Linked DNA regions of Homo sapiens: region 2 is linked to region 1. Evidence: chromatin loops called from intact Hi-C (ENCODE). Cell type or tissue: heart right ventricle. All regions are shown on one strand. Each heading gives the region's core, and the rest is flanking DNA. Links, peaks and the distances in the headings are about the cores only. Region 1 overlaps DLGAP4 (DLG associated protein 4). Region 2 has its middle 33 kb from the start of DLGAP4.

Region 1 (5,368 bases), core at 217-5,216:
ACCTGGAGATACAGATTAGGGATGGAGCCCAGAGCCTGCTCTTCCCCAGGCTAGAATATCTCTGACTTTGGGGCCAAATATATGGCTTGGGTCACTCAAACTTCTAGAGTTGAGGCTGTGAGGGGTCAGAGGATCCTGGACTAGGAGAGAACTGGGACTGGGCAGCGGGTGGTGGGTGAGACCTGCTGCGGCCCCCAGCCTGGCCGATTAATAAGCCTTTTTGTGTAGTTAAAGGACAAAGGTGTCCTGGGTGCCAGGCCCAGGCGGGGGTGGAGATGGGATGTGTAGAGAGACAGACAGACACAGAGAGAGACATGGAGATGGAGACACGCTGGAGAGAATCAGAGAAAAATGTGAATGAGGGGAGAGAGAACAGAGAGAGAGAAACAGACGGAGACAGACACAGACAGGAAGACTGAGACGAGAAAACGTGGTGGGATGGGAGAGACAGGGAGGGATGCCGTCCATTCAGCAAACACCTACTAAGCATCTGCCCTGTGCCAGGCACTGTGCCAGGTACTGGGGACACTGCAGGGAACAAGACAGCAAGGCCTCCGCTCCCAGGAGATCCTAGTTTTAAGAGGGAGACAGCATTAAGTAAATAAGCAAATGATTCTAGTTCCAGGCAGTGATAAGGTAAGGGAACAGCAGGGTAAGGGAACAGCGCCTGGGAAGGCTACTTTAGACAAGTGATCACAGGCAGCCTCTCTGAGGAAGTGACATTCGAGCAGAGACCTGAAACGCCAGGAGGAGCCAGCTGTGCAAAGATTTGAGAAGAGAGCCCCTGGAAGAGGAAACAGCAAATGCAGAGGGCCTGGAGCAGAATGACATGGCACACTCGTATATAAGGAGCAGAAAGGAGGCCGGCATGGCTGGAGCAGGGCAAGGGACAGGATCCAACAGGGAGGCAGGGCCTAGGTCTTACAGGGCTTCACAGGTCCAGGTAAGGACTCTGGCTTTCCCTCAGGGGGAGGTGGGAGCCAAGGGAGGGTCTGGAGCAGGGGTGTGGCTCTGACAGCTCCCTCTGGCCACTGAGTATGGATTGGAGGACGGCTGTTCAGGTGTGACTTGGTGGAGTCTGGATGAGGGGGGCAGGGGCAGGGGGCTCCCTGGGCTGCGGCACTCTACCCCTCCCCATGTCTGAGGGGCTGGGGAAGGAGCTTGGCTAGGCCAGGAATAATGGAGTTGTGAGGAGTCGGGGTCCCAAAGCCTTCTAAGCAGTCCTCTAGCCGTGGTCCTGGGCCTGCACACAGTGGCCTGTTCCTGCTGAGAGGAGGCTGGACCCGCACCTGGCCGCCCCACTGCCTAACTGCTACTACCAGTAGGTGTCTGCCTTCTCGGGGGGCTCATCTCCCCATCCACACGATGGGGGGTGCCTTTTAGTCCTGCCTGGTTCTCCCTTTGCAAACCCTAAAGTGCCGAGTACACGGCAGGAGCTGAGGTCCAGGTCTGGGCTGGACAGCCCCAGATCCCTGCCCAACTTTGTCTTCTCCTAGCTGCATGATGACTTCACCTCTCTGAGCCTCAGTTGCCTCACCTATGAAATGGGGATATGGATAACAAGGCCACCTCTGGGGGTGGTTAAGGGCTCAAGGAGCTGATGGTTGAGAGGGTGGCATGCAAATTCAACGTTCAGCCCAGTATGCTCCTCACTGACACAGGCAGGGCTGGCTGCGCCTGGGAGCACAACTGCCCACTGAGTAGGTGGCACAGAGGTTCAAAGTGAGCAGTCACTTGCTGGAGGTCACAAAAGATGCTAATAATAACCAGGAAGGCAGCTACCCTCTGCTGAGCACACCGCCTTCACGATCCCACTTATTCCTCTCAACAGCCCCCAGATAGAAATGCTCACCCTCCTCTGGTAAATCAGGAAACCGAGGTTCAGGGAGGGGAGGTGACTATCCTGGGTTCATACTGTCAAGTGACAAAACTGGGACTCGAACCTAGGTCTCCAGTTCCTTATCCTCATGGTTCTGAACCCAATGAGAAGTGACAGGCGCCCCGCTGGCAGCCTGTGTTTACAGTGGTGGTGTGGGGTCCTGGGTCAGGCCCCGTAACTGTGCTCTCCAGCCACAGGACAGTTGGTGGGGCAGAGACACACACAGGAGGCTTCAGGAACAAGGACCAAACAGAAGCACAGTGCAGACATCTGGGGGCCACTCAGCATGGGCTGGGCCTGGGCGTGTGTCCTCCTCCCAGATGGGAATCAGTACCCAAGCCCCCTGACTCTCCAGCCTCCCTGCCACCCTCACCTGGCTGATGCAGCTGGAGTCGTTGAGGCTGTCGCTGACGGGGGTGTAGTCCTCTTCCCAGCTCGGACACTTGGAGGGCAGCAGCATGTCCACTGAATCCAGGCGGTCCAGACTCCTGGTGGGGAGTGGGGAGCAGACAGGGCTCAGCCCACCCATTGTTCACCCAGCTTTTGGAGGCCTTGACCATCTGTGATGCACAGGTGGTCCACACCTGTGATGCCCGCTGCAGCCGCAGGGTGGCAGCACCAGCTTGTATTTGACTGTTTAAAACCCGAGGCTGGCCCTGCCCAATTCTACAGCCCCTTTCCTTCCTCCTTGAAAGTCTGGGACATTTCCAGAGGCCCGACAGAGGTGGGTCAAGTTCCACAGCCTAGGGCTCCCAAAGGGCATCAGCTCTGCTGCGATGTTCGAGTGGCTTCTATCAGGCCCCTAGACTCACCCCTTATCTCCACGGCCCCAGCCCTTCAATCTTTCTTACATCTACCTGATCCTGGGCATCCCCCAGTCCTCATTCTGGGGATAAAATCCAAGCATCCAATAGCTTAGGCCCCTGATACAGAAGGGTTTGGATTGGAATCCAGCTTTCTCAGCTGGGTGACCCTGGGCAAGTCATTACCCCTTACTTAAGTCTCAGTTTCCTCATCTCTAAAATGGGGATGATGCTACCTGCCTGCTGGGGCTGCAGTGAGGATTCAGTGGTGCAGATTAAAGGATATCAGGTCAGGCACAGTGGCCAGCGGACAAGTGCTAACAGACGGCAGCTGTTACTATTATTGCTACTACTACTACTGTTATTATTATTGCTTCCCTTGAATTCTAGGCTTAAGCCCCAGGCTTCCTGCCTCTCCCACCTTAATGCCTACTGGTCACTCGGATTGTAGGATCTCCGTACTAGAAGGGGTCTTAGAGATCCTCCAGCTCAGCCCCTTCACTTAAAGATGGGGAAACTAGGCCAGGTGCGGTGGCTCACGCCTGTAATCCCAGCAATTTGGGAGGCTGAGGCGGGCAGCTCACCTGAGGTCAGCTCAGCTACTCGGGAGGCTGAGGCAGGAGAATTGCTTGAACCCGGGAGGTGGAGGTTACAGTGAACCAAGTTTGTGCCACTGCACTCCAGCCTGGGCGACAGAGCAAGACTCTGTCTCAAAAAAAAAAAAAAAAAAAAAAAGATGGGGAAACTGACCAGGCGTGGTGGCTCACACCTATAATCCCAGCACTTTGGGAGGCCAAAGCAGAAGGGTCACTTGAGCGGAGGAGTTCACCACCACTCTGGGCAACATAGTGAGGCCCCATCTTTACAATATATACATATATATGTATATATTATTCAGATTGGGAAACTGAGGCCCAGAGGGAAAAAGACTGGCGAAGGTCATCCAGTGGCAGAGGGAAAAATGGAAGTCACTGCCAGCCTGGACAGTGTGAGGGCTGATGAGCAAGGGGAGAGCAATATATACATATACATACATATATATTATATATATATATATATTTTTTTTTGAGACAGTCTCACTCTGTCACCCAGGCTGGAGTGCAGTGGCACGATCTCAGCTCCCTGCAACCTCTGCCTCCTGGGTTCAAGTGATTTTCATGCCTCAGCCTCCCTAGTAGCTGGGATTATAGGCATGCACCGCCACAATCTGCTAATTTATATACTTTTAGTAGAGATGCGGTTTCGCCATGTTGACCAGGCTGGTGTCAAACTCCTGACCTCAAATGATCTGCCTGCCTTGGCCTCCCAAAGTGCAGGGATTACAAGCGTGAGCCACTGCACCTGGTCACAAAAAATTATTTAAAAAAATTAGCTGGGCATGGTGGCCCATGCTGGTAGTCCCAGCTACTCGGGATGCTGAGGTGGGAGGACTGCTTGAGCACAGGAGGTCGACAAGTGAACCATGATTGCACTATTGCACTCCAACCTGGGCGACATAGCGAGACCCTGTTCCCCACATCCCCACAAAAAAGATGGAGAAACTAAGGTTCAGAAAAGGGCAGACCTGGGATTGTCTGGTGGTGTCCTTAATTCCAACCTGGAGGCCATTCTCTATCTTCTGCCCAGTCAACTAGACTCCTGGCTGCTCTGAGAACACTGCCCTCTTCCTGCCTAGGTACCAGTGTCACCTGACCTGTTCTCTTCCCTCTGTCTCAGTCTTCCCAGGCCACCTCCTCCATGAAGCCTTGGCTCCTGTCCCCCCTAGTTGAAGATCTAGGGAGAAGCTTGTTCCCTCTAACTCCTCCAAGCCTTACAGCAACACGATGGGGCTTGGCTGGTGAATTCCAGGCAGGCACTGGGACAGGAAAAGTCTGTCTATCACTCTTTGGCTTCTGGATTCACCTCCCTCCCCCATCTCGGAACTCCCCACAGGGATCAGTTACAGGAGCAAGGGTAGAGCGGGCTTTGGCCTTCCCTAGGCAGTGCTGTTACAGGTGATGCACTCACTCAGGGCAGGTTCTCCTAACCTGAAGACCAAGATCCCGTGGGACAGTTCCCCTCTGGGAGTGGAACTTACCTGGGGATGTGGCTCCTGTGGGAGGGGTTTACCTGGACCTATCACCCGAGTGTGGCTTTCATGATCGGGGTTTACCAAAGGATGCAGCTCACCTGTGGTCAGGGCTGAACTGTGGGTGGGGCTCAAGGGGTAGTTCTCCAATTGGCCGGGCTCTTCGAGGTCAATTCATCAGAGTGCAGGGCCAACCTGAGGATCTCATGGAGGGAGCTAACCTGATGGCGGGTTCACTTAGGGGGCCTGGATCATTATAGTAGTGAGTTCACCTGGATCTGAAGCTGAGGGACAGGATTCATCTGTGGGCTGGGATCTCCGGGGGAACAGCCGAATGGGAGGAAGGCGGGACTCCTGGGGTAGGGGCAGAACTAAGAGGGGTTCACCTAGGGGACGAGGCTTGCGGGTGAGCGGGACTTGTACTTACTGAAAGAGGTTTTCCCCTGGAGGGCTCACAAGTGGGCGGGACTCACCCGAAGTGGGGAGAAAAGCCTCTGGGAGGGGCTTCCACGCGGGCGGGGCTTTTCTTTTTCTTTCTTTCTTTTTTTTTTTTTTGAGACGGAGTCTCGCTCAGTCGCCCAGGCTGGAGTGCAGTGGCGCGATCTCGGCTCACTGCAA
Region 2 (5,368 bases), core at 195-5,194, 170 kb after region 1:
ATCCAATCTTGTTACAGCCACATTTTCAAGGTTCGGCCTAAATGCTGCCTCCTACAGGAAACCTTCCCTGATGCCCAGCTGCGATGATTTCCTCCCCTTCTGAACCCCCAGGCAATTGATCTGGCCTCATCTGAAGGCCCTGACCACTCCGTAGCCTGGACTCACCTCTCTGATGGGATGTAGTCCCCCTGAGGACAGGGCGATGTCCCCAGAGCCCAGCATGGGCTTGGCAACAGTAAAATAACAGAATGAATAATTGAAGGGAGTGATCAACCTAGAAGTTCCCAAGGGCCAGAAGAACCTGGAGTCTAGAGCCCTGCCTCCTTCCAGAGCCCCAGCCTCCCTGCTGGCCCCTGGTGGGGGCTGCACACCCTGGACGATCCCAGGGGCCCTTCCTGAGAGACCAGACTGCATCCTCTGGTCCCTCCTGCCTTTTGGGAACTGCCCTCCTGACCCTCACTTGAGGGGAGGAGCTCGTATCACAGTCAGCAAAGGCTGGACAGAAATAGCCCACAGCCTCATCACCAGAGGAGACTCATGCCCCAGCCCACCACCCCGTTTCTCCAGGAACCAGAGCCACGATGAACCACTGCTCAGCAGGAACGACAATGACAACAGGGAGCTACACTGAATACCCACTGTGATCATTTATGTGTATTCTCTTAATCTTCCAGTGACCCAGGGCAGGGGACATTATTTTCCCCTTTTGCAGATGAGTAAACTGAGAAGTGAAGTGATTTTATCAGCAATGGCAGAGAAAGATGTTAGCACAGTTTGGCTCCAGAGCCTCCACCTAGGGACACCCCCCACCCCCTACCCACAGGTGCTGTACCCTACAACCGCTCTCTGGCTGCAGCCTGGGCCCTTGACCTCTGACCCCCGGTTGCCCTTGCAGCAGGTGGGACCCGGGGACCAGGCAGCGCACTGCCCACTATTGCCCGGCATTCTGGGGGCGGCATGAATGAACCGACTCATGAATATGCAGGCAGGCCGGGCTGCGGAGCGCTCTCAGCTAAATCTGATCACAATGCGGGATAAATTAAGCGGCAGGATAAATGCATTAAAAATAACGGTCGGAGGAACAGGCTGTTCAAGGAGGGGTCTGGGGAGGAGGGGAGAGGCACAGTGGGGGAAGTTCCACCAGGCACTGCCAGCCGCTCCCAAACAGCCCCAAATGAAGTTCCCTTCCGTGGGGGAGGACCCTCTCCCCATCTCCACCCTCCCCTGGTTCCTATGGAAACGCAGAGCAAGTTTAGGAGGGAAAATGCCTAGAGATGAGGGAAATGGGGAGGGACTAAGAATAGCAGCTGGGCTGGGGCTGGGGCTGGGGACAGGTGCAGACAGGGTCTCTTTCCTGACACGGGTGAGGAGAGGACCTGGGCCAGGCCAGGCTCCCCACACCCCCGCAGGCTTCCAGTAGCATCAGGAGAGGGGCAGTGGGGGAGAGAACCACGTTCTGCCAGCCCCAGGGTCGAATACAGATGGTGTCCCTGGGTAATGGCAGCAATAATAACAGCAGCTACGTCTCCATGGAGCGTTTGTTCAGGGCCCCACAAAGGGAGGCAGGCACTGGGGAATCTCTCTTTCTACAGGCAGAGAAGTGCAGCCCAGAGGTATGCGGCGACTCGCCCAGCAACACACAGCTGGGACCGGACAGGGCAGCCTGGCTCCAGACCTCTCTCTTGACTGCTGCAGGCCCGCTGTGAGTCCCAGCACCAGCTACACAGGGCAGAGCTTGTTCAGCAAACTTTTTTATTTTTGAGATGGGGTCTCAATGTGTGGTCTCAAACTTCTGGGCTCAAGTGATCCTCCTGCCTCAGCCTCCTGTGTAGCTGGGATTACAGGCATATGCCACCAAGCCTGGCCCTTGTTCAGCAAATCTTTATTGAGCAGCTACTATATTGCAGGCACTTGTGTAGGCACTGGGGCCACAGTGGGCAGGAGCGTGTTCTTACTGGATGGAGACTGGGTGGCTTCCAGACTTCCTCTCTCCAGTCCAGACAGGGGGTGGGTCGGGAGCTCAGACCAAGGAAAGAAAGGTTCTGGGAAGCCGAGGATGGCTTCTCAGAGCTTGGAGGACAGAAAGCCTGATTAGACTTTAGCTGGGTGGGACAATCACAGGCTCCAAATCCAGCTCTGCCACCTGCTGGTTGTGAGATCTTGGGCCAGTTACTCAACCTCTGCACCTTGTTTCCTCCATCTATAAAATGGGGATGATGACGGCACCCACCTCCTATGACCATAAGTAAGGTACCAGCTCGACAGTTCCAGGCGCATACTGATCGCACTTAAATGTCAACTCATCACAGTATTTTGTGTTTTTTGTTTTTTTTGTTTGCTTGTTTGTTTGAGATGGAATCTCGTTCTGTCTCCCAGGCTGGAGGGCAGTGGCACGATCTCGGCTCACTGCAACCTCTGCCTCCCGGGTTCAAGTGATTCTCCTACCTCAGTCTCCTGTGGAGCTGGGATTACAGGAGTGCGCCACCATGCCTGGCTAATTTTCGTATTTTTTATAGAGACGGAGTTTTGCCATGTTGGCCAAGCTGGTCTCGAACTCCTGACCTCAGTGATCCGCCCATCTCAGCCTCCCACAGTGCTGGGATTACAGGTGTGAGCCACCATGCCCGGCCAGCTCTTCACAGTTTTATGATATTACTGTTCAGGCAAGAGCCCTGCTCTCCACTCCACCCAACCCCCACCTGAAGGAGCCAAGGGTGTGCTTCTATTCTTTCTCCAAGACCCCCGACCTCAGGCTCCCAGAAGCTGTCCCCTGGGTGAAAGGGGGTGGCCTACAGGCTCACAGGTCATTGCCCACCCAGCCTCCCCCAGTCACATCTGGGTGCTGGGTGGGTGTTTGTGAACGAAGCACACCATGGCCCACCCATCTCTCCTCCGTTCCCAGCAGGCCCAGAGTGCAGAGGTGGGGAAGGAAAGAGAGGAGAGGCCACGGAGAGGTGAATCCCACCTGAATCAAGTGACAAAAAGGGAACTGGGGAGGGGGAGGGTGATGAACAGAGAGACTTTGCTCAAAGAGATGTCTCCTCGGCAGCTGCCCATAGTGTCGAAGCACATGGCCTGGGCACTGTGCTGCACTGGGTTTGCACAGGACAGCCCTGATGCTTTCCCTCATCTCACAAGGATGGGCTCACTTGTGCTCTAGAGGGGATTAATAAATACGGGAATTCAATGCCAGGCAAGAGTGGAAAGAAGCTGAAATGGCTGAACCTAATGTGGGACCCTCCTCTCTTAGCTGGCGCCCAGACCTGCATGGCTGTCTTGTTGTCAGACGTGCCTGCACGCACTTTTTAGAACCGGGATTGTGGTCCTGAGCTGCCTGAAAACCTGCTCTCCCAGCTTGAAGGTCTGTTGCAGCCTCTTACTATTATTGTTATTTTAATTTTTGAGACTTGGTCTCTGTCACCCAGGCTGGAGTGCAGTGGCGCGATCACGGCTCATTGCAACCTTTAACTCCAGGCTCAAGCGATCCTCCCACTTCAGTCTCCCGAGTAGCTGGAACTACAGGCACGCACCACCACACCCAGCTAATTTTTTAAAATTTTTTTGTAGAGACAGGGTCTCACTGTGTTGCCTAAGCTGGTCTCAAACTCCTGGCCTCAGGCAATCCGCCTGCCTTGGCCTCCCAAAGTGCTGGGATTACAGACCTGAGCCACCTAGCCTGGCTTGCAGCCACTGCTGAGCTGACCACAGGGAAGGTCTTCACTTAAACCTGTGCTGGTCAATCAGGAGACCTGGATGGCATGGCTTCCTCTTTTGGGTGGTGGCCTCTCCTCCCTTCTCTGTTTCTTCCTTTCTCTCTCCCTCCCTCGCCCGTTCCCTCCCTCTCTTTCTGGTTAGTTCTCAGCTCACCTTTTCCTCAGATGGATCTTTCCTTTCCCAACTCTGAATGGAGTGAGATCGCAGAGAGCAGAGCAGCGCAGTGAAGGATGGAGAGAGACAAGACGGTGTCCAGGCCGGCCTGGCCGTCAGCACCCTCGGAAGCTCTGGGCAGGCCCTCCCTGTCCTTCTGCGGGCTTGTTCTCCTTGTTGCCTTCTGCAGGCTCCAGGCCCTTCCTGCTCTGGGCCTTGTCCTGTGGGTTGGCCCCGCATTCTGTCCTCTCCAGGCTGACCCTCCATGCACCTCTGAGACCCACCGCCCGGGCTCACACCTGCCCAGTCTCGAGGCTGCCTGCCCTGGCTGCATCTCTCCCCTCCTCAGAACAATGAGGACTTTGTAACACGTCACATTCATTCTCCCTCTGTGCATGGTCTCAGGTGAGTGGGATCTGGAGACAGGAAGAGGGCACGTGAGGTATCGGGTATGCAGGAAGTAGGCTGGAGAGAGCCAGCAGGAACCAGCTTGTGTGCTCCTGGCTTCCGGGGGGGCTAATTTTGATCCCGGCTTCCTGGGCACAGAGGAGGCTTCCTGGGCAAAGGCCCCATTCAAGGCCAAGGCCTTTCTCTAAGCAATCAGCCTGGAAAGCAGGAAATGCAGCACAAGCTCCTGCCTGGTTCTACAGATTCTGGGCCCTTCCCGTAGACGTCTGTGGAACTCGGTGGAGCCTGCGTGCTGGTTTGCTGTTTAGACTTCCAGTCAGAAACGATGTGATATCAACAGCAAAAACAAACAAAAAACAAAAACCAACCAACAAACAACAACAAAAACCCTTGACCCAGCAATTCTACTACCACAGAGCCTACGAACGCATATGGACAAGAAGCAAAGCTGCTTTTCCAAGCATGTTCATTACAGAGCTATTTATACTGGAGCAAAACCAGAAACCTAGTTCCCCAAAACAGGAGAGTGGTTATACCAAGGTATAAACACAGAATGAAATATGCTGTGGCAGATAAAAGTGATGCCGTGGGCCGGGTGTGGCGACTCACGCCTGTAATCCCAACATTTTGAGAGGCCAAAGTGGGAGGATTGCTTGAGGCTAGGAGTTCAAGACCAGCCTGGGCAACATAGAAAGACTTTATCCCTACAATTTTTTTTGTTGTTGTTAATTAGCCGGGTGTGATGATATCTTCCTGTAGTCCCAGCTACTCTGGAGGCTGAGGTGGGTGGATCGTATGAGCCCAGGAGTTCAAGGCTGCAGCGAGCTATGATTAAGTCACTGCACTTCAGTCTGGGTGACACAGCGAGACTCTGTCTCTAAAAAAAAAAAAAAAAAAGAAAGAAAGTGACACTGTGAATGTAAATTTATGTATTGACATGAACAAATGATCAGTTTTGGCCAGGTGCGGTGACTCACGCCTGTAATCCCAGCACTTTGGGAGGCCGAAGTGGGTGGAAAACAAGATCAGGAGATCGAGACCATCCTGGCTAGCACGGTGAAACCCCGTCTCTACTAAAAATACAAAAAATTAG

What was found. Peaks named below come from ENCODE experiments on the same cell type or tissue, not always from the same donor. Only the 100,000 strongest peaks of a DNase experiment are listed, where the experiment ranks them.
Region 2: a loop joins it to region 1, with 11 times the contacts of the local background. A loop is called at or near these places in 25 of 110 quality-filtered maps.

The regions. Positions count from the first base shown.
Region 1 is chr20:36,436,753-36,442,120 of GRCh38, reverse strand. DLGAP4 (DLG associated protein 4) reads right to left here. Exons shown (of 13, transcript NM_001365621.2): 5 at 2,253-2,367. Among named protein-coding and RNA genes, the nearest start is that of MYL9, 100 kb to the left of the region's middle. RefSeq lists a silencer at 449-646. In heart right ventricle, for the core only: CTCF peaks have their summits at 2,282 and 2,483 (motif pointing right); a DNase peak (open chromatin) is centred at 2,480; H3K27me3 peaks cover 1,152 bases.
Region 2 is chr20:36,270,317-36,275,684 of GRCh38, reverse strand. No RefSeq gene overlaps it. Among named protein-coding and RNA genes, the nearest start is that of DLGAP4, 33 kb to the left of the region's middle. RefSeq lists an enhancer at 3,568-4,767. In heart right ventricle, for the core only: a CTCF peak has its summit at 2,161 (motif pointing left); no DNase peak of the experiment used is centred there; H3K27me3 peaks cover 2,561 bases.